Linked DNA regions of Homo sapiens: region 2 is linked to region 1. Evidence: read pairs that join two places in POLR2A ChIA-PET (ENCODE). Cell type or tissue: CD4-positive, alpha-beta T cell. All regions are shown on one strand. Each heading gives the region's core, and the rest is flanking DNA. Links, peaks and the distances in the headings are about the cores only. Region 1 overlaps MYO9B (myosin IXB). Region 2 overlaps CALR3 (calreticulin 3).

The links. ChIA-PET counts read pairs that join two places held together with the same protein. Peaks named below come from ENCODE experiments on the same cell type or tissue, not always from the same donor. Only the 100,000 strongest peaks of a DNase experiment are listed, where the experiment ranks them.
Region 2: POLR2A ChIA-PET joins it to region 1 with 5 read pairs; 2 of 35 experiments call an interaction of 5 or more read pairs at or near these places.

Annotation. Positions count from the first base shown.
Region 1 is chr19:17,118,361-17,133,481 of GRCh38, forward strand. The region is part of intron 2 of MYO9B (myosin IXB); the gene reads left to right. Among named protein-coding and RNA genes, the nearest start is that of SNORA118, 34 kb to the left of the region's middle. RefSeq lists enhancers at 7,255-7,644, 7,755-8,194, 12,581-13,579. In CD4-positive, alpha-beta T cell, for the core only: no CTCF peak of the experiment used is centred there; DNase peaks (open chromatin) are centred at 7,151, 7,571 and 7,951; H3K4me3 peaks cover 1,529 bases; H3K27ac peaks cover 3,409 bases.
Region 2 is chr19:16,480,822-16,495,942 of GRCh38, forward strand. CALR3 (calreticulin 3) reads right to left here. Exons shown (of 9, transcript NM_145046.5): 2 at 14,930-15,031; 3 at 9,546-9,749; 4 at 4,342-4,436; 5 at 3,109-3,294; 6 at 1,857-1,964; 7 at 1,629-1,760. Among named protein-coding and RNA genes, the nearest start is that of CALR3, 7.8 kb to the right of the region's middle. RefSeq lists a silencer at 5,797-6,091 and enhancers at 14,610-15,110, 15,111-15,121. In CD4-positive, alpha-beta T cell, for the core only: no CTCF peak of the experiment used is centred there; no DNase peak of the experiment used is centred there.

The sequences.
Region 1 (15,121 bases), core at 5,301-10,300:
GCAGGCTGAGGCAGGAGGATAGCTTGAGCATAGGAGTTCGAGACCAGCATGACAACATAGCGAGAGCCTGTCTCTATATTTTTTAAAATTTTTTAAAATGAATTTATTTATTTATTTATTTATTTATTTTTATTTTTTTGAGACAGAGTTTCACTCTGTCACCCAGGCTGGAGTGTAGTGGTGCGATCTTGGCTCACTAAAACCTCCGCCTCCCAGGTTCAAGTGATTCTCCTGCCTCAGCCTCCCAAATAGCTGGGACTACAGGCGTGCGCCATCACGCCCACCTGATTTTTGTATTTTTTGGTAGAGACATGGTTTCGCCATGTTGGCCAGGCTGGTCTTAAACTCCTGACCTCAGGTGATCCGCCCACCTTGGCCTCCTGTGATCACGCCTGGGATCACAGGCGTGAGCCACCATGCCGGGCCTGTTTTTTTAATTTAAATTTTCTTTTAAATGAAGCCACCACCTGTGTGGAGGGAGCTGTTTGTGGAAGGTGTAATTGTTAATAAGATTGTCCTCCAAGGAGGATGAGAAGACGACAAGGGCAGGCAGCCCCTGGAGAGGCCCTCAGTGCAGGCCGGCCTGAGGGGACATCTCCAGTCCTGCCAAAGTGCCTGGACCCGTTCTCGGCACCTCTCACCTCTCCCCTACAAACCAGAATTTACCAGCTCCAGGAGTTCAGAGGAATGGCCAGGAAGCAAGATGTGGGGGTTTGAGTGCAGGCTTGGCTGCCTGCATGCTGTGTGACCTGCAGCAAGTCACTTGACCTCTCTGTTCTGCCTCCTGATCTCTCACGCCCCAGGGCCTTTGCATGTGCTGTGCCCTCAATCTGGAATACTCTTGCCACCATCATCCTTTTAAGTCCCACCCAAAGGCCTCCATGTCCCTTCAGTGCCAGCGCACAGCACCACTGGGAGATTCAGAGCACAGATCCAGGATGACGGGCAAGCATGGGGTGTGGCTCCCACTGCCTTGCACCCTGAGGCTCTGAGCAGGCTCTCTTCAGCGACCCTGTGTTTCTTACAGCCGGCTTCTGGTGTTGGCTGAGGAAGAGCCAGGAATGAGCGAGTGCTGAGATGGAGTCACAGGACACTGAGGCAGCAGGGAGGCCGAGGAGGGGAGCCTGGGCGGTCCTCCTATGCCTGAGTGCGCTCCCATCCTTACTCTGGAACTGCCACGTAAAGAAAAGCAGAGATGCCCCGTGGTTCATACCTGTAATCCCAGCACTTCAGGAGGCCGAGGCAGGAGGATCATTTGAGCTCAGGAGTTTTTTGTTTGTTTGTTTGTTTTGTTTTGTTTTTGTTTTTTGACACAGAGTCTCGTTCTGTCACCCAGGCTGGAGTGCAGTGGCGCAATCTCAGCTCACTGCAGGCTCCGCCTCCCGGGTTCATGCCATTCTTCTGCCTCAGCCTCCCAAGTATCTGGGACTACAGGCACCACCACCATGGCCGGCTAATTTTTTAATTTTAGTAGAGATGGGGTTTCACCATGTTAGTCAGGATGGTCTCGATCTCCTAACCTCATGATCCACCTGCCTCGGCCTCCCAAAGTGCAGGGATTACAGCTATAAGCCATTGCGCCCGGCCAAGCTCGGGAGTTTGAGGTCATCCTGGACAACGTGGCAAAACCCCGTTGCTACGAAAAATACAAAAATTAGCCAGGCGTGCTGGCGCATGCCTGTAGTCCCAGCTACTCAGGAGGCTGAGGTGGGAGGATTGCAGGCCCATGATATGTCAAAGGCAGGATGTGTAAACCAAGATGGAGGTGATGAGGAGCAGCTTGTGCCCAACTGTCAGGAGCAGCAAGGGTCTTTGTATCATATGATCCCTCTGGGCTCAGGGCAGTGCCTGCTGTGGCTTCCCCAGACCCAAGGAGGATGCCACACAGTATACCATTCAGCGTTGGAGTGAGCGCCCAAGACAGGCTGGGCAGCCACCGCTACTGCCCCTTTTCAGAGCAGATTGGATTCAAAGGAGATTATTTAGCCATAAAAAGGAATGAAGGGCCATTCAGGCTCACATCTGTAATCCCAGTGCTTTGGGAAGCCAAGGCGGGAAGATTGCTTGAGGCCAGGAGTTTGAAACCACCCTGGGCAACATAGTGAGACCCCATCTCTACAAAAAATAAAAATATTAGCCAGGCATGTGCCTGTAACCCCAGCTACTCAGGAGGCTGAGGCAGGAGGATCGTTTGAGCCTAGGAGGCAGAGGTTATAGTTGGTGAGCCATGATCATGCCATTGCATTCCAGCCTCGGCAACAGAGCAAGACTCTGTCTCAAAAAAAAAAAAAAAAAAAAAAAAGATAGATAGATAGATATCTAAATGTATATCTCCTTTATGCTAATTGGTAACAGTCCTCATGGTGAGTATTGAATAAACTGGCTGGAGTGGGTTTGTGGCGGCAGCTCTTGGAGTATATGTTCTGGAGAGAGAGAGAGAGATATATAACAGCAGATATAGAGCAGTTTAGTCCTGACATGGTGGCACATGCCTGTAGTTGCAGATAACTCAGAAGACTGAAGCAGGAGGATTGCAAAGCCCTGGGATTTACAGGCATGAGCCCTCATACCCGGTCTGGGGTTTCTTGTTGTTGTTTTTCAAGACAGAGTCTGGCTCTATCGCCCAGGCTGGAGTGCAATGGTGTGATCTCAACTCACTGCAACCTCCACCTCCCGGACTCAAGCGATCCTCCCACCTTAGCCTCCCAAGTAGCTGGGACTACAGGCGTGCACCACCACACCCAGCTAATTTTTGTATTTTTAGTAGAGATGGGGTTTTGCCATGTTGTCCAGCCTGGTCTCGAACTCCTGGACTCAAGCCATCCACCCATCTTGGCCTCCCAAAAGGCTGGGATTCCAGACGTCAGCCACGGCGCCTGGCCTGTTGTTTTTAACACACCCGCTTACTTGTACTTGGATTGTCAACTTTTTCTCTTCCTCACCACAGCCCACTGAAGGGACACAGCAGTGGTCCCACACTGGGGTTCGGGAGATGAGGGCAAACTGAAATCTTGGTGATTCAGACTTTCTTTCCCCACTACCATAAGTGAGGGAACCCACACTTACAGCAGATATGTATTCCAAATATATATATATATATATATCCAAGAGCTGCCGCCACAGGATGACGGGTTGCTGACCACAGCTCTGGAGAGTGGGTCCAAGGGGAGCCTGGGGGCCCCAAAAGGCATCCCCCACCCCAAGTTTACAGAGAGAGGCAGTGGCACCTGCAGGGAGGGCAGAGAGGTGCTGTGGTAGCTACAGACCCTCCTTCCAGCCCTCCCTAAGGAGATTACCTTTCTTTACATGTGCAAATGTTCACTTTTGCCGCATTAAAAGTACTGGAAGGGCGCGGTGGCTCACGCCGATAATTCCAGCACTATGGGAGGCTGAGGCGGTTGGATTGCTTGAGGTCAGGAGTTTGAGACCAGCCTGGGAAACATGGTAAAACCCCATCTCTACTAAAAATATGACAATTGGCCCGGCACAGTGCTGCGTGCCTGTAGTTCCAGCTACTCTGGAGGCTGAGCCAGGAGAATCATTTGAGCCCGGGAGTTGGAGGTTGTGTTGAGCCAGGATCGTGCCACTGCACTCCAGCCTGGGCGACAGGAATGCAACCCTGTCTCAAAAAAAAAAAAAAGTACTGGAAGTCTTTGCTGTTCAAGTCCCTGTGGTTTGGAGATTGTGTGGGGAAGCAAACGTCATCTCAAGATGAAACCTTTCCAAATGAGCTGAACACTTGCAGAATGAGCCTCCACTCAGACTCCCCTCTCAGCTTAGCCTAAGGCTGGCTCCTCCCATGATGCAAATACGGTGCAAGCTGGTTGCAAAGTGAGGTTGAGAATCTTTCTTGCAAAAGATGCATTATTTCAGGAAGCCATCAAAAGTTGCCTGGAGGCTAGGCGCAGTGGCTCAGGCCTGTAATCCCAGCACTTTGGGAGTAAGAGGGGGGCAGATCACCTGAGGTCAGGAGTTCGAGACCAGCCTGGTTAACATGGTGAAACCTCGTCTCTACTAAAAATACAAAAATTAGCTGGGTGTGGTGGCATGCACCTGTAATCCCAGCTACTCAGGAGGCTGAGGCAGGAGAATTGCTTGAACCCGGGAGATTGCACCTCTGCACTCCAGCCTGGGCAACAGAGTGAGACTCTGCCTCAAAAAAACAGGTGATCTGGAGAATCACTCCCCTCATACCTCCTTAAGTCTACATGGAACAGTCTCAAAAATCATTCCTACATCACAGCCAGGTGTGGTGGCACATGCTTGTAATCCAAGATGCTCAGGAGGCTGAGACGGGACGATCACTTGAGCCCAGGAGTTTGGGACATAGACACAGACAGCCAATGACAGGCAGGTATCAGTTAGCAGGCAGGAAAGAGGTTCAACCATGGTGGACAGAGCCTTAGGAGCTAATGAGGCCATGATGCTGGTAACTTTAAATGACATCATTCAGGGCCAGTTGCAGTGGCTCATGCCTGTAATCCCAACACTTTGGGAGGCCAAGGCAGGAAGCTCACTTGAAGCCAGGAGTTCAAGACCAGCCTATACAACAAAGCAAAACCCTGTCTCTACAATAATTAAAAAATTAAACAGGCGTGGTGGTGCAAGGTGGTGCTACTCAAGAGGTTGAGGTGGGAGGGCCGCAGGACCCAGGAATTGGAGGCTGAAGTGAGCTACGATCACACCACTGCTCTCCAGCCTGGGGGACAGAGCAAGATCCTGTCTCAGTAAATAAATAATAAATAAGTAAATAAAATGAAAGGATTTTCAGCTTGGCTTGCAAGTATATAAAGCAAGTTCTGTTCCTTGCTTTATACACAAGACACACCTAAATCAAAGGGCTTCAGGAAGTTAAAAACAAAGGGGAAAGCAAGCACAGGTGTACCAGGCAGTGAGAAACGGGAGATAGCAGAGCTGCAATTCGGACATAGTTCAGGCCTCTGCACATTACATGTGGCAAAGATTGGTTATGATGCCAAAAGCCTCACTTTGCAATAAAGGTATAACACTTGTGAATATCTATGCACCAAACAACATAGCCACTGCCTTTATACAGTAGAAATTTGTGTGTGTGTGTGTGTGTGTGTGTGTGTGTGTGTGATGGAGTTTCACTCTTGTCACCCAGGCTGGAGTGCGGTGGCATGATCTCAGCTCACTGCAACCTCCACCTCCCTGGTTCAGGCGATTCTCCTGCCTCAACCTCTGAAATAGCTGGGATTACAGGCGCACGCCATCACACCTGGCTAATTTTTGTATTTTTAGTAGAGACGGGTCTTGAACTCAGGTGATCCGTCTGTCACAGCCTCCCAAAGTACTGGGATTACAGGCATGAGCCACCACACCTGGCCACAAAGTAAAAATTCTAAAAGATACAAGGAGAAACACACACACAGCTTGGTTGAGTAGATAGAAAATAGGCAAGGATGTTAAGACGCCCAAACCACATGCTTAAGGCAGACATTGTGGCCATATCGTGAACTCTTAAGAGAATAAACCTCCTTACACATACATGGAACATTCTCAAAAAATCATTTTTCTTTTTTGAGACAGGGTCTCACTTTGTCACCCAGGCTGGAGTTCAGTGGTGCAGTCTTGGCTTACTGCAGCCTCAATCTCGTGGGCTCAAGTGATCCTCCCACCTCAGCCTCCCAAGCAGCTAGGATTACAGGCACTTACCACCATCAAGTCTGGCTAATTTTTGTATTGTTTGTAGAGACGGGGTCTCACTATGTTGCCCAGGGTGGTCTCCAACTTGTGGCCTCAAGCAATCCTTCCACCTTGGCCTCCCAAAGTGCTAGGATTACTGGTGTGAGCCACCACACCTGGACTCAAAAATCATTTCTATATCAGAGTCAGGTGTGGTGGTACACACTTGTAATCCCAGCTGTTGAGGAGGCTGAGGTAGGAGGATCACTTGAGCCCAAGAGTTCAGGACCAGCCTGGGCAACATAGCAAGACCCCATCTCTACAAATAAAAATCATTCCTATGTCAGGTAAAGAGAAAGCATTTAGAACTTCCCAGAGTAGAACAATTACAAGTGACACTCTAACAATGCAATAAAACTTCGTGGAACTTTTTTTTAAAGTAAACTTATATTGAGCAACTCTTAGATGAAGAGATACAAACACAGCTGGGCGTGGGGGCTCATGCCTGTAATCCCAGCACTTTGGGAGGCCAAGGCGGGCAGATCACCTGAGGTCAGGAGTTCGAGCTCAGCCTGGCCAACATGGCAAAACCCCGTCTCTACTAAAAATACAAAAATTAGCCGGGCACCTGTAATCCCAGCTACTCAGGAGGCTGAGGCAAGAGAATTGCTCAAATCTGGGAGGCAGAGGTTGCAGTGAGCCGAGATCGCGCCACTGCACTCCAGCCTGGGCAACAGAGTGAGACTCTGTCTCAAAAAAAAAAAAAAAAAAAGGTACAAACAGACCAAAATTGCAGGTTTTCTAAAAATCAGTGACAAACACCCGTATGTTATCAGAATCCATGGGCTATATTTAAAGTGATGGTAGGAGGACACCACATAGCTGAACACCCATTAGATCCACAAATAGGAAAGAACGGAAGTAAATGAATTCATGTCCTATCTCAAGCTGAGAAAAAAGAACAAAGTAACCCCCAAAGAGAATGATTTGGGCATCAAATGGGCAAGATGAGGCCAGCTGCGGTGGCTCACACCTGTAATCCCAGCACTTTGGGAGACCAAGGTGGGCAGATCAGTTGAGCTTAGGAGTTCGAGACCAGCCTGGGCAACATAATGAAACCCCATCTCTACCAAAAATACAAAAACTTAGCCGGGCGTGGTGGCACATGCCTGTGGTCCCAGCTACTTGGAGGGCTGAGGGTGGAGAATCACTTGAGCCTGGAAGGCAGAGGTTGCAGTGAGCCAAGATCATGCCACTGCACACTAGCCTGGGCAACAGAGTAAAACCCCATCCCCCCCCCCCCAAAAAAAGGGTAAGATGAGCCCTAGGGGAAATATGATAAATTCTTCAGATGTTTTCACAGCCTTGAGAACCAAACAGGACCTTCCCCCATCAAAGCCTGGTTTGTTCTGTATTCTTTCTGTGACCTAGTACGTGGTTTCGTGATAACCTAAACCCAAATTTAGTGACATATGTAAGATTTCAGTAACTTGTTTCACACTTAGGTTTTTGTTGTTATTTAAGGCTTCCCCTACCCCACCCCTGTAGGGTTTGCTGTGAGACTTTAGCTCATGGTAGGAGTCTGTCCTTAAAGGGCCACGTCCTAGCCCTGGGAGTCCTTGCTGCGTTTCAGTGTTTGCTGTAATGCCATCTGCGTCTGTGGCTGACAGTTGGTGTCTCTTGTGAACTGGGACATACGGCGTTGGGAGCACTCAGCTCTCTGTACATCCCTGCCGTCCGTCCATCTGACCAGCAACCAGCTATCGAGAGCCTGCCGGGGTGCCCCAAACCCCTTGAGCAACCAGAAAAGAACAGAACCCGGCAGCAGCTAGGCTAGGGGCCCTGGAGAGCCTCCACTTCCTCCTCTGCGAATAGGGGAGCCATGAGGTTGGGGTGACTCTTCCACTTCCTGCCCCCACATCCGCAGGCCAACTGAGCCTGCAGCTGCCTCCTGTGCAGGCTTGGGCTTGGGGGTGTGGGGAGTCCTGTCTTGCACCACATAGCTGCCTCCTCACCTCCATGACACCCACCCCCTTCGCAGGGTCTTCCTTGTGCCTGGCTGGCATCATCCCCGACATGGCCCCCACTAACCTCCTCATTCCCTCGGCCCCGCCTTCACCACAGCTCTGAGCTCTGTTGAAAGCATCAGCTAAACTTCTCATTTCCTCGCCTCCAGCCCTGCCTGCTGGCCTCCGCCCCCTCTGCTCCCAGCTCCCAGGGAGTCTCTTCTCACCCAGCCCTCCTTGGGCACGTGACCCTGTGGACCCATTTTGTCCTGGGTGCTTCCCAGGCCTGCTCCTCCACGTCCCCACCATGGCCTCGGGAGACCAGTCACCCAGGGTGACACTCACCTCCTGCCGACCCATCCTGCTGGAACCATGTCGGGGATCCCCGGAAAACCCCATTTAACAGAGGATCCAGAACAGCGGCCCCTGGCCACTCTTTTCTCACGAAAACCAGACAGTCTGTATTTCACACAGATCCTAGGGGCCACCCAGTCTCTGTCAGAATGGCTTGACTCTGCTATTGTAACTCAAATGCAGCCTTAAGCCAGACCCAGACCGATGTGGCTGTGTGCCAGGAAAACGTCATTTGCTGCTGCTGAAAATTGAATTTCACATCAATTTCAGCCATCAAGAGATCTTTTGACTTTTTTTTTTCTTTTTTTTTTTTTTTGAGACGGAGTCTCGCCCTGTTGCCCAGGCTGGAATGCAGTGGTGCGATCTCAGCTCACTGCAGCCTCCTCCTCCCGGGTTCAAGCGATTTCCTGCCTCAGCCTCCCAAGTAGCTGGGACTACAGGCGCCCACCACCATGCCCGGCTAATTTTTGTGCTTTTAATAGAGACGGGGTTTCACCATATTGGCCAGGCTGGTCTCGAACTCCTGACCTTGTGATCCACCCCCACCCCCACCCCCACCCCCCACCCCCGGCCTTCCAAAGTGCTGGAATTACAGGCATGAGCCACCACACCCACCCGATCTTTTGACATTTTTTCTCCCCTAAGCATTTTTTTTTTTTTTTTCAGATGGAGTCTCACTCTGTCGCCCAGGCTGGAGTGCAGTGGCACAATCTTGGATCACTGCAACCTTTGCCTCCCAGGTTCAAGCGATTCTCCTGCCACAGCCTCCCAAGTAACTGGGACTACAGGTGCACACCACCACGCCCGGCTAATTTCATTTGTAGTTTGGTAGAGATGGGGTTTCACCATGTTGGCCAGGCTGGTCTCAAACTTGTGACCCACCCCCCTCGGCCTTCCAAAGTGCTGGAATTACAGGCATGATCCACCATGCCCGGCCAATTTTTTGACTTTTTTTCTCCCCTAAGCATTTTTTTTTTCCAGTTGGAATCTTGCCCTGTCGCCCAGGCTGGAGTGCAGTGGCGCAATCTTGGCTCACTGCAACCTTCGCCTCCCAGGTTCAAGCGATTCTCCTGCCTCAGCCTCCCGAGTAGCTAGGACTACAGGTGCCCACCACCACACCCGGCTAATTTCTTTTGTATTTTGGTAGAGACGGAGTTTCACCATGTTGGCCAGGCTGGTCATGAACTCCTGACCTCAAGTGATCCGCCCTCCTTGGCCTCCCAAAATGCTGGGATTATATGTGTGAGCCACCATACCCAGCCCCCTAAGCATTTTTAAAATGTGAAAACTGTCCCTAGAACGTAGGCTGTACAGTAATAGGTGGCTGGCCACACTTTGCAGACCCCCGGTAGAGATCACTGGTACCAGGAGGGTGTCCTCCATGTGGCCACACCCATGCCCCTACCTGTTTGTCTGTGACCGCTTTCCTGCCACATTGGCAGAGCTGAGCGGTGACAGCAGATGGAGCCAAAAATATTCACCACCTGCCCCTTCGCAGAACAAGTTTACTGGCCCCTGATTCACACAGAAAATCCCGCTTAATCCTCCATCTGCTAAGGCAGAGATTTTTCCAAAACCTTACCTTACAGGAGAGAAATCTGAAATCCAAGAGCCGTGAACTAATTTGCCCAAATTGCCCAGCAGTAGCCTTGAACCTCCAACCCTCCCCCTGGCCACCAGGATCCACTGAATCTTGCAAAGTGTCTCAGCAGAAGTAGCCTGCAACCTGGCTAGTCATGGTGGCTCAAGCCTGTAATCCCAGCTTTTTGGGAGGCCGAGGCAGGAGAATCACTTGAGCCCAGGAGTTCAAGGCCACCCTGGGCAACATAGCAAGACCCTATCTATACTGAAAAAAAAAAATTTTTTTTTTTAAATTTAGCAAGGCACAGTGGTATGCGCCGGTGGTCCCAGCTACTTGAGAGTCTGAGGCGGGAGGATCGCTTAAGCCCAGGAGTTTGAGGCTGCAGTGAGCTAGGATCACACCACTGTACTCTAGCCTGGGTGACAAAGCAAGACCTTGTCTCACTAAAAGAAATAGCCTGCAGCCCCATGAGGACCTGGGGGTTTATTTCCCTGGCATTTCCGTGAAGCACAGCCCCAGCTCCCAGTGGCTGCCCCATGGCTGTTTGCTTGGCAGACCTGGCAGAGCAGAACCCCCCGGTCCCTCAGGCGTCCTGGGACAGGGCACTGCCCATAGGGCTCCTGTGTCCATGAGGGCCTGGCACAGCCTTGGGATGTGGCCTCCGCCTACCGGCTTGAGCCACCGGCGCTCAGGGTCACAGCTCTCGTCTGGGTCTGACTGCTGTCAGTGTCCCCAGGTGGGCGTCACCTACTCCGTGGCCTCGGGACGAGTGCTGTTTCAGGTAGAAAGTTCTGCTAGGAACTTGGAGAATACAGGAAAGAAATAACAGGAGGTCCAAGCTGGCTGCCAGGCCCTGGCCAGTGTCATGTGGTGGTCTCCACCTTACCCAGCTAGAAGGAGAGAGGACTTTTGCAAACCAAAAAGCAAGGGGACAATCTCCCTCTTTCAGCCCCTTTCTTTAGGCTCTGTGGTGGCTCGATATTTGCAGATGTTCTTTCTCCAGCCGCAGCCTCTCTTGGCCATACCGGTCACTCCTTCATCTCAGTGCCTGCATGGCCTTGACGGGACAGGGGAGATCAGAAGTTCTGCGTGGCTCATGGCCTGAGCAGGGGGGTGGAGGCTTCACCCAGAGGTGGTGTTGCAGAGGGAGGAAGAAACAGCATCAAGGGACCGGGCATGGTGGCTCACACCTGCGATCCCAGCACTTTTGGGAGGCTGAGGCAGGTGGATTGCCTGAGCTCAGGAGTTCGAGACCAGCCTGGCCAACGAGGTGAAACCCTGTCTCTACTACAAATACAATAAAATTAGCTGGGCTTGGTGGCGGGCTCCTGTAGTTGCAGCTACTCTGGAGGCTGAGACAGGAGAATCACTCGAGCCCGGGAGGTGGAGGCTGCAGTGAGCCAAGATCGTGCCACTGCACTCCAGCTTGGGCGACAGAGCGAGACAGTTTCAACAACAACAACAACAACAACAAAAAGAAACAGCATCAAGGCTCCGGGAAGTGAGCAGCCCACTCTGTCCAGGCAGGTCCAGGGAGGCTCCCAGAGGCCAAGACACCTGAGCTGTGGCTAAACGTAACCAAACGTGTCAGGGCAGGTGGGCAGGGCATGGGCCAGGAGGGGAGCCACGGACGCGTCAGCCTCCTGCTCTTGGACTTGAGGGAGGGCGGCAGACCTTTCAGCACTTCTGTTTCCTCGTCTGAAATGGGGATGGCAGGTCTGCTTCTTAAAGGAATGCGAGTTGAAGAGGGAGTCTCGAATCCCACAGTATATGCCCCTAGTGGGCCACTCCTCACCACAGGTCATGATATGTCATAGTCTCTGTTCTCCCTAAAATGTTTTAGGGAGAATGGTTTTTTTGGTTTTTTGGTTTGTTTGTTTGTTTTTAGATGGGTTCTAACTCTGTTGCCCAGGCTGGAGTGCAGTGGTGCAATCATAGCTCACTGTAGCCTCGACCTCCTGGACTCAAGCAATCCCTCTCCCTCAGCCTCCTAAGTAGCTGGGACTACAAGTGTGTACCACCAGACCTGGTGAACTTTTCAGTTATTTTTCTTTAAGAGACAGAGTCTTGCTATGTTGCCCAGCTGGTCCTGAATCCATGGCCTCAAGCGATCCTCCTGCCTTGGCCTCCCAAAGTGCTTGGATCATAGATGTGAGCCACCTGCCTGGCCTCCCTAAAATGTTACCAGGCATTCCAACCAAGAGGAGAGCCATCCTTTAGATAGAAGATATAGAATTTTTGACCAGGCACAGTGGCTCACACCTGTAATCCCAGCACTTTGGGAGGCTGAGGCGGGTGAATCACTTGAGGACTGGAGTTCGAGACCAGCCTGGCCAACATAGCAAGACCCCATCTCTACTACCAGTACAGAAATTAGCCGGGCATTGGCCGGGCACGGTGGCTCACGCCTGTAATCCCAGCACTTTGGGAGGCCGAGGCAGGCGGATCACGAGGTCAGGAGATCGTAGACCATCCTGGCTAACACAGTGAAACCCTGTCTCTACTAAAAAAAATACAAAAAATTAGCCGGGCGTGGTGGTGGGCGCCTGTAGTCCCAGCTACTCGGGAGGCTGAGGCAGGAGAATGGCGTGAACCCAGGAGGCGGAGCTTGGAGTGAGCCGAGATCGTGCCACTGCACTCCAGCCTGGGTGACAGAGCGAGACTCCGTCTCAAAAAAAAAAAAAAATTAACCAGGCATGGTGGTGCACACCTGTACTCCCCACTACTCAGGAGGCTGAGGCAGGAGGATCGCTTGAACCTGGGGGGCGGAGGTTGCAGTGAGCCACTGCATTCTGGCCTGGGTGACAGAGCAAGACTTGGTCTCAAAAAAAAAAAAAAAATCTAGAATTTTTGCCTACATAGGACGTTCAACCCTGGATGTCTCTTTTCACAGATTCTCTGTTTGACTGAACATTAGACTCCTGAACCTTGTCCCAGTCCCATCTGTGCACTTCTTTATAAAATCCAGTTTCAGCTGAGACCCTGCTAAGTCAGTTTAACAGGAACCCTCTGCCCTTGAGAGCTGATCACCCTTGATGTCTGATCGGGCTCTGTATCTTCCCCCATACCCCAGGTACTATCTGATCACCCTGGCCTGTCTTCAGCAAGAATCCTGTTAGGTCGGTTTAGCTAGAAACTGCTGTATGCTCAGTGTTTCCTCTTAGTAATTTTCCATCCACTGACCCCCACCCTGCTCCTTGGTTATAAAGTCCCGCTTGCCCAAGCCATATTCAGATTTGAGCCCAATCATTCTCCCCCACTGGAAGGCCCCATCACAGTAGTGGGAATAAAGGCATCCTGCCCATGTGTTAATGAGTACCATTGAATAATCCTTTTTTGAGACGGAGTCTCGCTCTGTCACCCAGGCTGGAGTGCAGTGGCATGATCTCGGCACACTGCAACCGCTGCCTCCCGCATTCAAGCGATTCTTCTGCCTCAGCTTCCCAAGTAGCTGGGACTACAGGCGCACGCCACCATGCCCGGCTAATTTTTGTATTTTTCGTAGAGACAGGGTTTCACCGTGTTGGCCAGGCTGGTCTTGAACTCCTGACCTCAGGTGATCTGCCCGCCTCAGCCTCCCAAAGTGCTGGGATTACAGGCGTGAGCCACTGTGCCTGGCCCTATTGAATAATTCTTCTCTAACTTTCTCAATTCAAGAAACCTTTTTAAATTGCCCAGAAGAAAAATCTCAAAGGCAGGGGCGTTTGGAAGGCGGCCAGACTTCTTCCAGCCCTCAATGTCCCTGGTGGGCACATGGCATCCCCACTGGGCCCACACCTAGGCCAGCCCTGTCAGAGGAAGAGGCAAGACTGCCTCTACGTTAGTTTTACCTAGAAACCGTGACTGGGGGGAAGCTGAATTATGACCAATAGCTTTATGGATTTCTTTCTTCTGTGCTTTTCACGAGGTTTTTAAAATTTTTCTTTAATTTTTTTGGGGGGTGGGGCGGGGAACAGGGTCTCACTCTGTCGTCTAGGCTAGAGTGTAATGGCACAATCATGGCTCACTGCAGCCTCAACCTCCTGGGCTCAAGTGATCCTCCCATTTCAGCCCCCTGAGTAGCTGGGACTAGAGGCATGCATCACCACGCCTGGCTATTTTTTTCTTTTTTGTAGACACAGGATCTCACGGCTGCTCTTGAACTTCCTGGGCTCAAGTGATCTCCTGCCTTGGCCTCCCAAATTGCTGGGATTACAGTTGTGAGCCACTGTGCCTGGCTTATTTTATTTCTTTTTTTTTTTTTTTTTTTTTTTTTGAGACAGAGTCTTGCTCTGTCACCCAGGCTGGAGTGCAGTGGTGCAATCTTGACTCACTGCAACCTCCACCTCCTGGGTTCAAGCAATTCTCTTGCCTCAGCCTCCCAAGTAGGAGGGACTACAGGCTTGTGCCACCACGCCCGGCTAATTTTTGTTATTTGTAGTAGAGACGGGGTTCCACCATGTTGGCCAGGCTGGTCTTGAACCCCTGACCTCAAGTGATCCATCCACCTTGGCTTCCAAAGTGGTGGAATTACAGGTGTGAACGACAGTGCCAGGCCTTATTTTATTTCTTATTTATTTATTTATTTATTATTATTATTTTTTTTTTTTTTTTTTTTTGAGACAGAGTCTCGCTCTGTCGCCCAGGCTGAAGTGCAGTGGCGCAATCTCGGCTCACTGCAAGCTCCACCTCCCAGGTTCGTGCCATTCTCCTGCCTCAACCTCCCGAGTAGCTGGGACTACAGGCGCCACCACCACGCCCAGCTAATTTTTGTATTTTTAGTAGAGATGGGGTTTTACCATGTTGGCCAGGCTGGTCTTGAACTCCTGACCTCAAGTGATCCACCCACCTTGGCTTCCGAAGTGGTGGAATTACAGGTGTGAGCCACAGCGCCAGGCCTTATTTTATTTCTTTTTTATTTATTTATTTATTTATTTTTGAGACGGAGTCTCGCTCTGTCACCAGGCTGGAGTGCAGTGGCATGATCTCGGCTCACTGCAAGCTCCACCTCCCAGGTTCGTGCCATTCCCCTGCCTCAACCTCCCGAGTAGCTGGAACTACAGGCGCCGCCACCACGCCCGGCTAATTTTTTGTATTTTTGGTAGAGACAGGGTTTCACCATGATAGCCAGGATGGTCTCGATGTCCTGACCTTGTGATCCGCCTGTCTCAGCCTCCCAAAGTGCTGGCATTACAGGCGTGAGCCACTGCGCCCGGCCTATTTTATTTCTAATTGATGAAAGTTGTATATATTCATGATGTGCAACATGACATTTTGAAATACGTATACATTGTGGAAAGGGTCAATGGAGCTAATTAACGTACGCGTTACCTGACATACTCAACATGTTTTGTGATGAAAACACTTAAAATCTTCTCTCTTAGGAATTTTCAAAATACAAAAATATTTACAGTCACCATGTTATACAATAGATCGCTTGAATTTATTCCTCCTCTCTAATTGAAATTTATATCCTTTGACCAGCATCTCCCCAACCCTGCCGCCACCCCCGGTAACCAGTATTCTACTTTCTACTTCCGTTTTTTTGAGACAG
Region 2 (15,121 bases), core at 3,339-8,338, 640 kb before region 1:
TAGAGATGGGGTCTTGCTATGTTGCCTAGGCTGGATTTGAACTTCTGGGCTTGGCCAGGCGTGGTGGTTCACACCTATAATCCCAGCACTTTGGGAGGCTGGGGCAGGTGAATCACTTGAGGTCAGGAGTTCAAGACTAGCCTGGCCAACACGGTGAACCCCATCTCTATTAAAAATACAAAAATTACCAGGTGTGGTCGTGCATGCCTGTAGTCCCAGCTACTTGGGAGGCTGAGGTGGGAGGATCGCTTGAACCCGGGAAGCAGAAGCTGCAGTGAGTTGAGATCGTGCCACTGCACTCCCGCCTGGGTGACAGAGTGAGACTCAGTCTCAAAGAAAAAAAAAAAAGAACTGGGCTCATGTGATGGTCCCACTTCAGCCTCCCCAGTAGCTGGGACTATTACAGGCGTGAGCCATACTGTCCCTGGCTACTAGGCCTTCATTATTGATGTGACATATGTAACAACTTTTCAAAAAGAAACAGTTGTATTTTGCTCAGTAGTGTATACTATAACAGCAATTAGAATAGTAGGTGGTGCTTAAACCCATTTCTAGAATATCCTTTCCCTCTAAGGCACTGGTTCCTTAAACGTGGCTGCACATCGGGATCACCAAAACTTTTTTTTTTTTTGAGACTTAGTCTCGCTCTGTTTTTTTTTTTTTTTTTTTTGAGATGAAGTGAAGTCTCACTCTGTTGCGGAGGCTGGAGTGCCGTGGCGCGATCTTGGCTCACTGCAACCTCCACTTCCTGGGTTCAAGTGATTCCTCCCAGGATTAAGTTATTCTCATGCCTCACCCTCCTGAGTAGCTGGGACTACAAGCACGCACCACCACACCCAGCTAATTTTTGTATTTTTAGTAGAGACGAAGTTTCACTATGTTGCCCAGGCTGCTCTCAAACGCCTGAGCTCAGGCAATCTGCCCCCCTCAGCCTCCCAAAGTGCTGGGATTACAGGCATGAGCCACTGAGCCCAGCTGGGATCACCAAAGCATTAAAACAAAAAAACAAACAAAACTCTCAGCACTTTGGAAGGCTGAGGTGGAAGGACTGCTTGAGCCTAGAAGTTCTGAGACTCCCATCTCTTTTTTTTTTTTTTTTTTTTGAGACGGAGTCTTGCTCTGTCACCCAGACTGGAGTGCAGTGGCCCGATCTCAGCTCACTGCAAGCTCTGCCTCCCGGGTTCACGCCATTCTCCTGCCTCAGCGTCCCGAGTAGCTGGGACTACAGGCGCCCGCCACCACGCCCGGCTAATTTTTTTTGTATTTTTAGTAGAGACGGGGTTTCACCATGTTAGCCAGGATGGTCTCGATCTCCTGACCTTGTGATCCACCCGCCTCAGCCTCCCAAAGTGCTGGGATTACAGGAGTGAGCCACCGCGCACAGCCTAGACTCCCATTTCTTAAAAAAAAAAAATCTGGATGTGGTGGCTTGTGCCTGTAGTCCTAGCTACTTGGGAGGCTGAGGTGGGAGGATCGCTTGGGCCTAGTTTGAGGCTACAGTGAGCTAGGATGGTGCCACTGCACTCCAGCCTAGGTGACAGAATGAGACCCTGTCTCAACAAAACAAAACAAAACAAAACAAAACACACACACGCAAAAAATCTAAAGTAAAGTTAAAACCAAATGACCTGCCAAAGCTCCAGGCCAATGGCACCAATGTTCTCAAATTCTGAGAGGTCATACTGCGTCAAATAGTCGGTATTCTTCATCTTACGGTGGAGCCAGACGTCTTTATGAATACCTTCTGGTTTCAGGCCATCCTGTATCAAAAAAACCATATGGGGTGGTCTCAATGACATGGGCAGCGGAGGGGCAGCCCTGGGGCATCCCTGGCATCATACAAAGAGGCCACACACCTGGTACGGGGGCTTCTGGAGCATCGGCGCTGGCCAGTCCCCATCCAGGTCACCGTTCCAGTCGCTCTGCTTGCTGGTGCTGGCGTCCAGAAAATGCTTCTCCCAGTCCTTCAAAGACATGTAAGGAAAAAGTAAAATCAGTCAGATGCTCATATATTTGTTGTTGTTGCTTCTGTTTTTGTTTCTTGAGACTAGGTTTTGCTCTCACCCAGGCTGGAGTGCGGTTGTGCAATCATGGCTCACTGCAGCCTCAACCTCTTGGGCTCCAGTGATCCTCCTGCCTCAGCCTCCCAAGTAGCTCGGACTACAGGCGCCCGCCATCATACCTGGCTACTATTTTTATGTTTTGTACAGTCAGGGTCTCCCTCTGTTGCCCAGGCTGGTCTCGAACTCCTGGGTTCAAGCGATCCTCCTGCCTTGACCTCTGGAAGTGCTGGTATTACAGGCATTAGCCACCACACCCAGCCAGATGCTCAGATTTGAGAAAGGAAATTATTAGATGCCAAGTGGCAGGCACAGGCTGGTGACCCCTGTCCCAGTGTCCCTCTCCCTTCTTCAGTTTGGTGGTCAGGAGGCCAAGTGCTTGGTGCTTCCAATCCCACTGAGGACTTCAGGGCAACACCACACTGCCTAGATTTTTCTCCCTAACCTGCCATATGACTTTAGCCCTTTCCTGCATGCTATGGAGAGGAGCAGCGGTGTGGAAACCTCAAGTAGTGGCTAGAGTGAAAAATGATGGTGCAAAAAGTGATGGTGATGGCCAGATGTGGTGGCTCACACCTGTAATCCCAGCACTTTGGGAGGCCAAGGCAGGCAAATCACTTGAGGTCGGGAGTTCGAGACTAGCCTGGCCAACATGGTGAAACCCCATCTCTACTAAAAATACAAAAATTAGCCAGGGATGGTGGCGGGTGCCTGTAATCCCAGGTATTCGGGAGGCTGAGGCAGGAGAATCACTTGAACCTGGGAGGCGGAGGTTGCCGTGAGCTGAGATCACGCCACTGCACTCCAGCCTGGGCAAGAAGAACGAAACTCTGTCTCAAAAAATAAATAAATAAGTAAATAAATAAATGTTTTACGATACCTTCAGATGTGTAGAGATGTGGCTGGTCTGCAGTGTGTGCTCTGGGGAGGGCATTTGGTTCTATAATATTGCCATCGTGGCTACCAGCCATGCAGCAATTGTCCAGTAACTGGGTACTTACAAACTACATTTGTGCACTTTTTAGAGTTGCCCAGGAAAAATTCACACCTGGGCTTTGTTGTCTTTAGTCTGTTCCCAATCCTTCGATTCTGCCGGGGACGTTTCCTTCTTGAGTGATGTTAAGTTCCAGTCGTACTCTATGCTGCCGGATTCAATTGACTGACCATCAATTTTCACATCATAAGAAAGATCTGGTCTTAAAATTAGAGTGTACAGGTGTGTGAAGCCATCAACCTGCATATTTTAGGGGGAAAAGCGTAACAATTAAATCCTCAATTTCTTTTTTCTTTTCTTTTCTTTTTTTTTTTTTTTTTGAGATGGAGTCTCACTCTGTCGCCCAGGTTGGAGCGCTGTGGCACAATCTCGGCTCACTACAACCTCCACCTCCTGAGTTCAAGCGATTCTACTGCCTCAGCCTCCTGAGAAGCTGGGATTACAGGCACCTGCCACCATGCCTGGGTAATTTTTTGTGTCTAGTAGAGACAGAGTTTCACCATGTTGACCAGGCTGGTCTCGAACTCCTGACCTCAGGTGATCCACCTGCCTCAGCCTCCCAAAGTGCTGGGATTACAGGCATGAGCCACCACGCCCGGCCAACTCTCGATGTTTTAATGCAAGTCTAAATATGCAGTTTATTTTTATTTTTATTTTTTTGAGACAGGGTCTTGCTCTGTCACCCAGGCTGGAGTGCAGTGGTGCAATCAGAGCTCACTACAACCTTGACCTCCCAGGCTCAAGTGACCCTCCCACCTCAGCCTCCCCAGTAGCTGGGACCACAGGTTCCTGGCACTACACCTGGCTAATTTTTGTATTTTTTGTCATGACAAGATTTCGCCATGTTGCCCAGGCTGGTCTTGAACTCCTTGGCTCAAGCAGTCCTCCTGCCTCAGCTTCCCAAACTGCTGGGATTACAGGTGTGAGCCACTGCACCCAGACATTTCTCCAGAATGTTTTTTTCATCCTGAATATTTCATTCATTAATGAGGATGGATGTGGCTGAAATGTGACTGTACTATTGTAACCCTCATAGGGCAAATGATGACATGTCATAGCTCACAGTAAAAAATGAGAGTGCCCTCCTGATGGGGTAAAAACTTCAGGAAACCAGTTAAAGGAGAGAAGTATCTCCAATGGGCCCCCTAAACTGGAAACTGGAAACAGGAGGTATGTCTACAAAGACCCATCCCTGGCTCAGTTAAGTATTTTATTATCAAAACTATTTTTTCTAAACTTAGTCTGGCAGGAGTTAACACTCATTTATTTGAATACAAGAGCAGTTACCTTACACCTGATCAGTTTCTTGTTTTCGTGATACTTATTCTTGAAATGTAAAATAACATGAACTTTCTTGATATCAAATCCACAAATATCGGGTCCTACAAAAAAGATTAGCTGCTCTCAATTTCTTTCCATAATGCATCACCGTAGAATAACCAACCCACAACCATTCTTTTTTTTTTTTTGAGACGGAGTCTTGCTGTCACCCAGGCTGGAGTGCAGTGATCTTGGCTCACGGAAACTTCTGCCTCTTGGGTTCAAGCAATTCTCCTGCCTCAGCCTCCTGAGTAGCTGGGACTACAGGCGCATGCCACGATGCCCAGCTAATTTTTGTATTTTTAGTAGAGATGGGGTTTCACCATGCTGGCCAGGCTGGTCTCAAACTCCTGACCTTGTGATCCACCTGCCTCGGCCTCCCAAAGTCCTAGGATTACAGGCTTGAAACACCACGTGCAGTCCATTCTTCTTACATATAATCAGATATTCACACTAAGATATTTATTTATTTATTTGAGACAGAGTCTCACTCTGTCGCCCAGGCTGGAGTGCAGTGGTGGGATCTTGGCTCACTGCAGTCTCCGCCTCCCGGGTTTAAGTGATTCTCCTGCATCAACCTCCCGAGTAGAATAGCTGTGATTACAGGCATGTACCACCAGGCCCAGCTAATTTTTGTGTTTTTAGTAGAGACAGGTTTTGCCATGTTGGCTAGGCTGGTCTCAAACTCCTGACCTCAAGTGATTTGCCTGCCTTGGCCTCCCAAAGTGCTGAGATTATAGGTGTGAGCCACTGCATCTGGTCACATGTGTGAATATCTTATTATTGTTGTTAAAGGACAATGTCCTGGCTTTCCACTCACTTTTGAGTGTGTTCTGAAGCTTATTTAAATATTCAAAGTGGCCTGCTAATCCCAGCACTTTAGGAGGCCAAGGTGGGGAGATGACTTGAGGCCAGTTTGAGACCAGCCTGGCCAACATGGTAAAACCCCGTGTGTACTAAAAATACAAAAATTAGCTGGGAGTGGTGGCGTGTCCCTGTAGTCCCAGGGACCTGTGAGGCTGAGGTGAGGGGATCACTTGAACCCAGGAAGTGGAGGTTGCAGTGAGCTGAGATCGGGCCACTGTACTCCAGCCTGGGTGACCAAGCGAGACTCCGTCTCAATTAAAAAAAAAAAAAAAGTGTGGGCTGGGCATGGTGGCTCACGGCTGTAATCCCAGAACTTTGGGGGGCTGAGGCGGGTGAATCACGAGGTCAGGAGTTCGAGACCAGCCTGACTAACATGGTGAAACCCCACCTCTACTAAAAATACAAAAATTAGCCAGCCATGGTGGCACACGCCTGTAATCCCAGCTATTGGGGAGGCTGAGGCAGGAGAATGGCTTGAACCTGGGAGGCGGAGGTTGCAATGAGCCGAGATTGCACCATTGCACTCCAGCCTGGGTGACAGAGCAAGATTCTATCTCAAAAAAAAAAAAAAAAAAAGGTATTTACACATGTAATGGATGTTCATGAGGAAATGTAGACAGATGGGCTCTGTGTTGCCTGTCTGAGGTTTTATGCATAACTTATGCATAGGAATTCATGCAAATGTCAAGACTGACAATAACTGTGCTTCCCTTGTCCTCCTCCTTAACCCCTCACCCTCAGCAAGCTCCCCTCACACTAATGGCTGGCGCTGACTCATTGCAACAAAGTGTCCCAATAGTAACAGAGTGGGTTTGAGTAAAATGGAACTGTTGAATTAAAAACTGAAATACTAAGAAAAATTTATTTTAATCTTTTTTTGACCCCAAATTATGCTGCTTGGCAATTCAGATGTAGTAGACACATGCTATATAGGGGTCTTTATTTATTTATTTATTTATTTCGGACAGGGTCTTATTCTGTCATCCAGGCTGGAGTGCAGTTGTGTGATCATAGCTTACTGCATCCTCAAACTCCTCGGCTCGGGGGATTCCCCTGCTTCAGCCTCCTGAGTAGCTAGAACCACAGGGGTGCGCCACCTCACTGGGTTAATTTTTAAAATTGTTGTAGAGATGGGGCCAGGCGTGGTGGCTCACGCCTGTAATTCCAGCACTTTGGGAGGCCAAAGTGGGTGGATCACCTGAGGTCAGTAGGTCGAGACCAGCCTGTCCAACATGGTGAAACCCCGTCTCTACAAAAATACAAAAAAATTAGCTGGGCATGGTGGTGGGCACCTGTAACCCCAGCTACTTGGGAGGCTGAGGTAGGAGAATCGCTTGAACCTGGGAGGCAGAGGTTGCAGTGAGCCGGGATCGTGCCGTTGCACTCCAGCCTGGGCGACGAGCGAAGCTGTGTCTCCACAAAAAAAAAAAAAAAAACATTTTGTAGAGATGGGGTCTTGCTATATTGCCCAAGCTGGTCTCAAACTCCGGGGCTCAAGTGATCCTCCCTTGATGTTTCAGATATCTGGGTGTTTTTTAGTTCTATTTTTATTTTTATTTTGTATTTTGTATCATTTATTTATTTATTTATTTGAGACGGATTTTTGCTCTCATTGCCCAGGCTGGAGTGCAATGGTGCAATCTCGGCTAACCATAACCTCTGCCTCCCAGGTTCAGGTGATTCTCCTGCCTCAGCCTCCTGAGTAGCTGGGATTATTACAGGCATGCGCCACCACGCCCAGCTAATTTTCAATTTTTTTTTTTTTTTTTGAGACGGAGTCTCACTCTGTTGCCCAGGCTGGAGTGCAGTGGCGTGATCTCAGCTCACTGCAAGCTCCGCCTCCCAGGTTCAGGCCATTCTCCTGCCTCAGCCTCCCGAGTAGATGGGACTACAGGTGCCCACCACCACACCTGGCTAATTTTTTGTATTTTTAGTAGAGACGGGGTTTCACTGTGTTAGCCAAGATGGTCTCAATCTCCTGACCTCGTGATCTGCCCACCTCGGCCTCCCAAAGTGCTGGGATTACAGGTGTGAGCCACCGCGCCCGGCTCTAATTTTGTATTTTTAATAGAAACGGGGTTTCTCCATGTTGGTCAAGCTGGTCTCGAACTCCCGACCTAAGGTGATGCGCCCGCCTCTGGCTCCCAGAGTGCTGGGATAACAGGCGTGAGCCACCGCACAGAGCCCTAATTTTTATTTTTTGTAGTGACAGGGTCTCACTATGTTGGCCAAGCTGGTCTCGAACTCCTGGACTCAAGTAATCCTCCTGCCTGGCCTCCCAAAAGTGCTGGGATTACAGGCATAAGCCACTGTGCCCAGCTGAGGATGAATATTTTGGAAGTACATTCATTCTTTTTTTGGAGATGGAGTCTCGTTCTGTTACCCAGGCTGGAGTGCAGTGGTGAGATCTCGGCTCACTGCAACCTCCACCTCCCAGGTTCAAGCAATTCTCCTGCCTCAGCCTCCTGAGTACCTGGGACTACAGGCATGTGCCACTATGCCCGGCTAATTTTTTTTGTATTTTTAGTAGAGATAGGGTTTTACCATGTTAGCCAGGCTGGTCTTGAACTCCTGAACTCCAGTGATCTGCCCACCTTGGCCTCCCAAAATGCTGAGATTACAGGTGTGAGCCGCGACACCCGGCCTGAGGTACATTTATTATTAAAGTTTTAAGTTACACTATACTTAGGTCTATTTCCTGTGGCCCAGTGTGGTCCCTTCCCAGTTCTAGCACAAATTTTAATCAAGTACCCCTGTTGTCAGGAGACATTTAATATTTTCTAGAGGTTTGCAGGCTTTTTCTATAAAGGCCAGATGGTAAAATATTTTTGGCTTTGTAAGCCTAATGATCTCTGTCATGACAACTTAACTCTGCCACTGGTACTGGCGAGCAGCCACAGACAACATATAAATGAACAGAGTGAGGCTGCATTCCAGTAAGACTTCATTTATGCACACTGAAATCTAAATTTCATATAATTTTCATGTATCACAAAATATCATCTTGTATTGATTTTTTCCAACCAGTTAAAAACGTAAAAAACATTTTTAGTTCACAGGTTATATAAACACAGGCAGTGGGCCAATTTGGCCCACGGCCAAGGTTTACTGAGTACTGAAGGATTCAAAACACAGGTTGAGGCCAGGCGTGGTGGCTCACGCCTGTAATCCCAGCACTTTGGAAGGCCAAGGTGGGTGGATCACCTGAGGTCAGGAGTTCGATACCTGCCAGGAGTTCGAGACCAGCCTGACCACCATGGTGAAACCCCATCTTGGCCGGGTGCAGTGGCTCACGCCTGTAATCCCAGCACTTTGGGAGGCTGAGGTGGGCGGATCACCTGAGATCGGGAGTTCAAGACCAGCCTGACCAACATGGAGAAACCCCGTCTCTACTAAAAATACAAAAATTAGCTGGGCATGGTGGTGCATGCCGGTAATCCCAGCTACTTGGGAGGCTGAAGCAGGTGAATCCCTTGAACCTGGGAGGAGGAGGTTGCAGTGAGCCGAGATCATGCCATTCCACTCCAGCCTGGGCAACAAGAGCGAAACTCTGTCTCAAAAAAAAAAAAAACCCATCTCTACTAAAATACAAAAAAATTAGCCAGGTATGGTGGCACATGCCTGTAATCCCAGCTACTCAAGAGGCTGAGATAGGAGAATCACTTGAACCCAGGAGGCGGAGATTGCAGTGAGGCGAGATCAAGCCATTGCCATTGCACTCCAGCCTGGTTCACAAGAGTGAAAACTCGGGCTCGAAACAAAAACAAAAACAAAAACAAAAACAAAAACAAAAACAAACAAACAAAAAAACTACACAGGTTGAGCATCCCAAATCAAAAAATCGCAAATCTGAAGTGTTCCAAAACCCAAAACTTTTAGAATCAACATGATGCTCAAAGGAAATGCTCATCAGAGCATTGTGGATTTCAGATTTTTCAGATTAGCGTTGTTCAACCAGTAAGGATAATGCAAATAATCCAAAATCCAAAAAAAATTTCCAAAATCCAAAACACTCTGGTCCCAAACATTTCAGATAAGGTATCCTTACCCTGCATGAGGGCAACATTAATGGTGAATAAATAACTTCTTCAGGAACACAACAGACTGGTACAGTTGCCTTTTTATATTAATTAGGCTTAATAGTGCTTGGATCCGATACACTCAATACTACTACAAACCTTGGATCCGATATACTCAATACTACTACCTTCACTACATTAGCAAAGTCTTAGTCTAAAGATCCTGTGAAGTGGGAGGGTTTTCAAAGTCACTAGAAGTGGTTGTGTTGCACCACGTAAACTCACCAAACATAATATAGTACTGCGATTTTCCATTCAGGTTCTTCTGGTCAATGTCTGCAGGAAAGACCTTAATGTAGCCCCCTCCACAGTCCATCTTCTGCTCATGTTTTACTGTGTACTGAATAACCAGAGTTTTCCCTTTATTGCTGAACGGTTTGAAGCGTGCAGAGATGGCATAGAATCGGCCATTCTGAGTGGTTTGCAGACCTTTGAACAAAATATACTCATGAAGGATCAGGAATGACGCTGCGCTAAGTAACGCAGGAAGTTAAATCGATGTCCTTCCCTTACTCCCAAACATAAATGTCCTAACCATTTACAGTGATCTACAGTGCCAACAGAGCATTATACAATAATGCATAATGGGTAGACCACTAGCAGGCACTCTGCTTCTATATAATTTTTTTTTTTTGACATGGAGTCTCACTCTGTCGCCCAGGCTGGAGTGCAATGGCGTGATCTCGGCTCACTGCAACCTCCACCTCCCGGGTTCAAGTGATTCTCCTGCCTCAGCCTCCTGAGTAGTTGGGATTACAACTACAATTAGCCACCACGCCAGGCTAATTTTTGTATTTCTAGTAGAGATAGGGTTTCTCCATGTTGGTCAGGCTGGTCTTGAACTCCTGACCTCAGGTGACTGCCCGTCTCAGCCTCCCAAAGTGCTGGAATTACAGGTGTGAGCCAGCGTGCCTGGCCCATACAACTTTTATTTCACACACCTGGAAGTTTTTGTTCTTAATATACCACTGTTCTTAATTAGTTAATTAATTATTTTTTGAGATGGAGTCTCGCTCTGTCGCCCAGGCTGGAGTGCAGTGGCACGATCTCTGCCCACTGCAAGCTCCACCTCCTGGGTTCACGCCATTCTCCTGCCTCAGCCTCCCGAGTAGCTGGGACTACAGGCGCTGGCCACAACACCCAGCTAATTTTTTGTATTTTTAGTAGAGACAGGGTTTCACCATGTTAGCCAGGATGTTCTCGATCCCCTGACCTCATGATCCGCCTGCCTCGGCCTCCCAAAGTGCTGGGATTACAGGCGTGAGCCACCGTGCCCGACTGGTCCCTTTCCTAAACATTCTACTCTGCCTTTTCAGCATAAAAGGCAGCCATAGACAATATATAAATGAATGGACTGCCAGGCATGCTGGCTCACGCCTGTAATCCCAGCACTTTGGGAGGCTGAGGCAGGCGGATCACGGGGTCAGGAGTTTGAGACCAGCCTGGCCAACATGGTGAAACCCTATCTCTACTAAAAATACAAAAATTAGCGGGGTGTGGTGGCATGTGCCTGTAGTCCCAGCTACTCAGGAGAGTGAGGCAGAAGAATCGCTTAAACCCAGGAGGCGGAGGTTGCAGTGAGCCGAGATTGCACCGCTGCACTCCAGCCTGGGTGACAGAGTGAGACTCCGTCTCCAAAAAAAAAAGAATGGATGTGGCTGTGTTCCAGTGAAACTTAATGGACACTAAACTTTCTTTCTTTCTTTTCTTTTTTCTTTTGAGACAGAGGCTCGCTCTATTGCCCAGACTGAATCTCTGCTCACTGCAACCTCCGCCTCCCAGGTTCAAGCGATTCTCCTGCCTCAGCCTCCTGAGTAGCTGCGACTACAGGCGTGCGACACCATGCCTGGCTAATTTTCATATTTTTAGTAGAGATGGGGTTTCACCACGTTGCCCAGGCTGGTCTTGAACTCCTGGCCTCAAGTGATCCACTCACCTTGGCCTCCCAGAGTGCTAAGATTACAGGTGTGAACCACTGTGCCTGGCCTAAACTTTCACATATGTGAAAGCAAATACAATTTAAAGCCTTGAGAGGCCAGGCATGGTGGCTCACATCTGTAATCTCAACACTTTGGGAGGCTGAGCCGGGTGGATCACTTGAAGTCAGAAGTTCGAGACCAGCCTGGCCAACGTGGGGAAACTCCATTTCTACTAAAAATACAAAATTAGCCGAGCGTAGTGGCGCGTGCCTGTGGTCCCAGCTACTCGGGAAGCTCAGGCAGCTGAACTGTTTGAACCTGGGAGATGGAGGAGCCATTGCACCCCAGCCTGGGTGGCAGGGCGAAACTCCGTTTAAAAAAATAAATAAGCCAGACGCAGTGGCTCACGCCTGTAATTCCAACACTTTGGGAGGCCGAGGCGGGCGGATCACCTGAGGTTGGGAGTTGGAGACCAGCCTGACCAACATGGAGAAACCCTGTCTCTACTAAAAATACAAAATTAGGCCGGGCGCGGTGGCTCATGCCTGTAATCCCAGCACTTTGGGAGGCCGAGGCGGGAGGATCACGAGGTCAGGAGATCGAGATCATCCTGGCTAACACGTGAAACCCTGTCTCTACTAAAAAAAAAAAAATACAAAAAATTAGCCGGGCGTGGTGGCAGGCGCCTGTAGTTCCGGCTACTCGGCAGAAGAATGGCGTGAACCCAGGAGGCAGAGCTTGCAGTGAGCCGAGATCGCGCCACTGCACTCCATCCTGGGCTACAGAGCGAGACTCCGTCTCAAAAAAAAAAAAAAAAAAATTAGCCAGGTGTGGTGGCACATGCCTGTAATCTTAGCTACTTGGGAGGCTGGAAGCAGGAGAATCATTTGAACCTGGGAGGCGGAGGTTGTGGTGAGCAGAGATCACGCCATTGCACTCCAGCCTGGGTAACAAGGGTGAAACTCTCTCTCAAATAAATACATAAAATAAATAAAAACCTTGAGCAAGTTGTGTGATCTGAGTCATGCAGCATGCAGGTGTAACCTCTGCTTCTTAAATCATAGATAAACCTTCTTCCTCATTGTTCTTGTTTGGCAAATGACTAGGACAAACCAGAGACCAGGCCTCCTCTATTTGTGACCACTGACCTTAGTTACAGATTAACTGCCTCCAGGACTGACCTGTACCTAACTCAGACCAGATGGCACAAAAGATGCCGTGACTGTTACATCTTCAGGGTGAAATGTTAAATATACCTTCTCAAAAGAAAAAGACCACCTTGACTAATGGGATCATGGTCATTATCTATCAAGCCTTGCCTAGAAAGATGCTGAAATTCTGTTAAGCTTCTCTAAACTTTGTCTATACAAATGATCCCAAACTTCTACACTTCAGAACACTGACTTCTATTCTTTGGGATCTGTGTTTTCCACACAGTTGTCCTTAAACTTTGAGCTTGAATTAGCTCTCTTGAAGCTAGAATTTTTTTTTTTTTTTTTTTTTTTTTGAGACAGAGTCTTGCTCTGTTGCCCAGGCTGGAGTGTAGTGGCACGATCTCGACTCACTGCAACCTCCGCCTCTCGGGTTCATGTGATTCTCCTGCCTCAATCTCTCAAGTAGCTGGGACTACAGGCCTATGCCACCATGCTCGGCTAATATTTGTATATATATATATTTTTTTTCTTGAGACAGAGTCTTGCTCGGTTATCCAGGCTGGAGTGCAGTGGCATGATCTTGGCTCCCTGCAACCTCCGCCTCCTGGGTTCAAGTGATTCTCCTGCCTCAGCCTCTGAAGTAGGTGAGATTATAGATGTGTGCCACCATGCCCAGCTAATTTTTGTATTTTTAATAGAGACGGAGTTTCGCCATGTTGGCCGGGCTGGTCTCAACCTCAAGTGATTCGCTTGCCTTATCTTGACCTGCCTGTACAAAAGTAAAAGCTCATTGTGTTGTACCCTGAAGAATGTGCAGGCGACAAGATGTAATGTTTATCTCTGTATTTTTTTCTTTTATTTTTTGAAATGGAGTCTCATTCTGTCACCCAGGCTGGAGTGCAGTGGTACAATCTCAGTTCACTGCAACCTCTGCCTCCTGGGTACAAACGATTCTTCTGCCTCAGCCTCCCAATTAGCTGGGATTATAGTTGTGCGCCACCACACTTGGCTAACTTTTTTGTATTTTTGTGGAGACAGGGTTTCACCATGGTGACCAGGCTGGTCTCAAACTCCTGACTTCAAGTAATCCGCCTGCCTTGGCCTCCCAACATGCTGGGATTACAGGCGTGAGCCACCGTGCCTGACCATATTTTTCTTTTTTTTTGAGATGGAGTCTCACTCTGTCACTGAGGCTGGAGTGCAGGGGCATGATCTCTGCTCACTGCAACCTCTGCCTCCCGGGTTCAAGTGATTCTTCTGCCTCAGCCTCCCGAGTAGCTGGGACTACAGGCATGAGCCACCACACCCAGCTAATTTTTGTATTTTTAGTAGAGACAGGGTGTCACCGTATTGGCCAGACTGGTTTTGAACTCCTGACCTCATGATCCGCTCGCCTAAGGCCTCCCAAAGTGCTGGGATTACAGGCATGAGCCACCGCGCCTGGCCTATTTTTCTTTTTAATACGAAAATTAAAATGAGAAAAAGTACCCACTAACCTTTTCCTTCTGAGGGGCATGGCCCTTGATCCTCAAATGCACTTGACTAGTGTCTATTAAGAGGGGCAATTTTGGTAATGCCTACTAATAACACATTCATATAAATATAATCCAAAGAAGGTTAAATACCATTGCATATTTGACAGTGCTTCAAGTATGATTTTATTATACCAAATAAGCTGAATATGTCTCCTTGGACTTCAGGGGACCTAATACCAATAAAAGTAATAATAATGATAATAGGCCAAGCACCATGGCTCACGCCTATAATCCCAGCACTTTAGGAGGCCGAGGCAGGTGGATTACTTAAGGCCAGGAGTTTGAGTCCAGCCTGGGCAATGTGGTGAAACTCTGTCTCTAAAAAAATTAGCAGGGCATGGTGGCGCACGCTTGTAATCGCAGCTCCTCAGAAGCCTGAAGCAAGAGAATCACTTGAACCCGGGAGACGGAGGTTTGAGTGAGCCAAGATCGTGCCACTGCACTCTAGCCTAGGCGACAGAGCGAGACTCCTACTACCAAAAAAAAAAAAAAAAAAAAAAAGGAATCTTTGGCAATAAAGAAAGGAGAGAGGAGGCTGGATGTTGTGGCTCATGCCTGTAATCCCAGCACTTTGGGAGGCCAAGGTGGGTGGATCATGAGGTCAGGAGTTCGAGACCAGCCTGGCCAACGTGGACCCTGTCTCTACTAAAAGTACAAAAATTAGCCGGTCATGGTGGCGCGCGCCTGTAGTCTCAGCTACTCGGGAGGCTGAGGCAGGAGAATTGCTTGAACCCGGGAGGTGGAAGTTGCAGTGAGCCGAAATCGCGCCACTGCACTCCAGCCTGGGCAACAGAGCAAGGCTCCGTCTCAAAAAAAAAAAAAAAAAAAAAGGAGAGAAGAAACAAAAAAACAAGGAAAGGAGCCCCTTAAGTTCTACCTTTGCCTTAATGTCTTCATCTGTAAAACGGGAATAAAAGCGTTTTGGCTGTGCCACAACTACCTAGAGAGGTTGCTATGGAAATGTAACATTAGGCTCAATTTGGTCCTGATTCTACACTAACCTTTATCTTTCTCTTTATGACCATAAAACTTGCCCGACGAAAGTCTAAAATGCCCAAATCGGGAGTCATTGGTGGACTGCAACCATCGGTTTCTCCAATGCTCTGTGGGGAAGGGGAAATAACACCGGTTAGAGGTGATAATGGTTAATTTGGGCTAAGGGAAGGGTGAAGGGGACCCTCGAGGATTCGAGG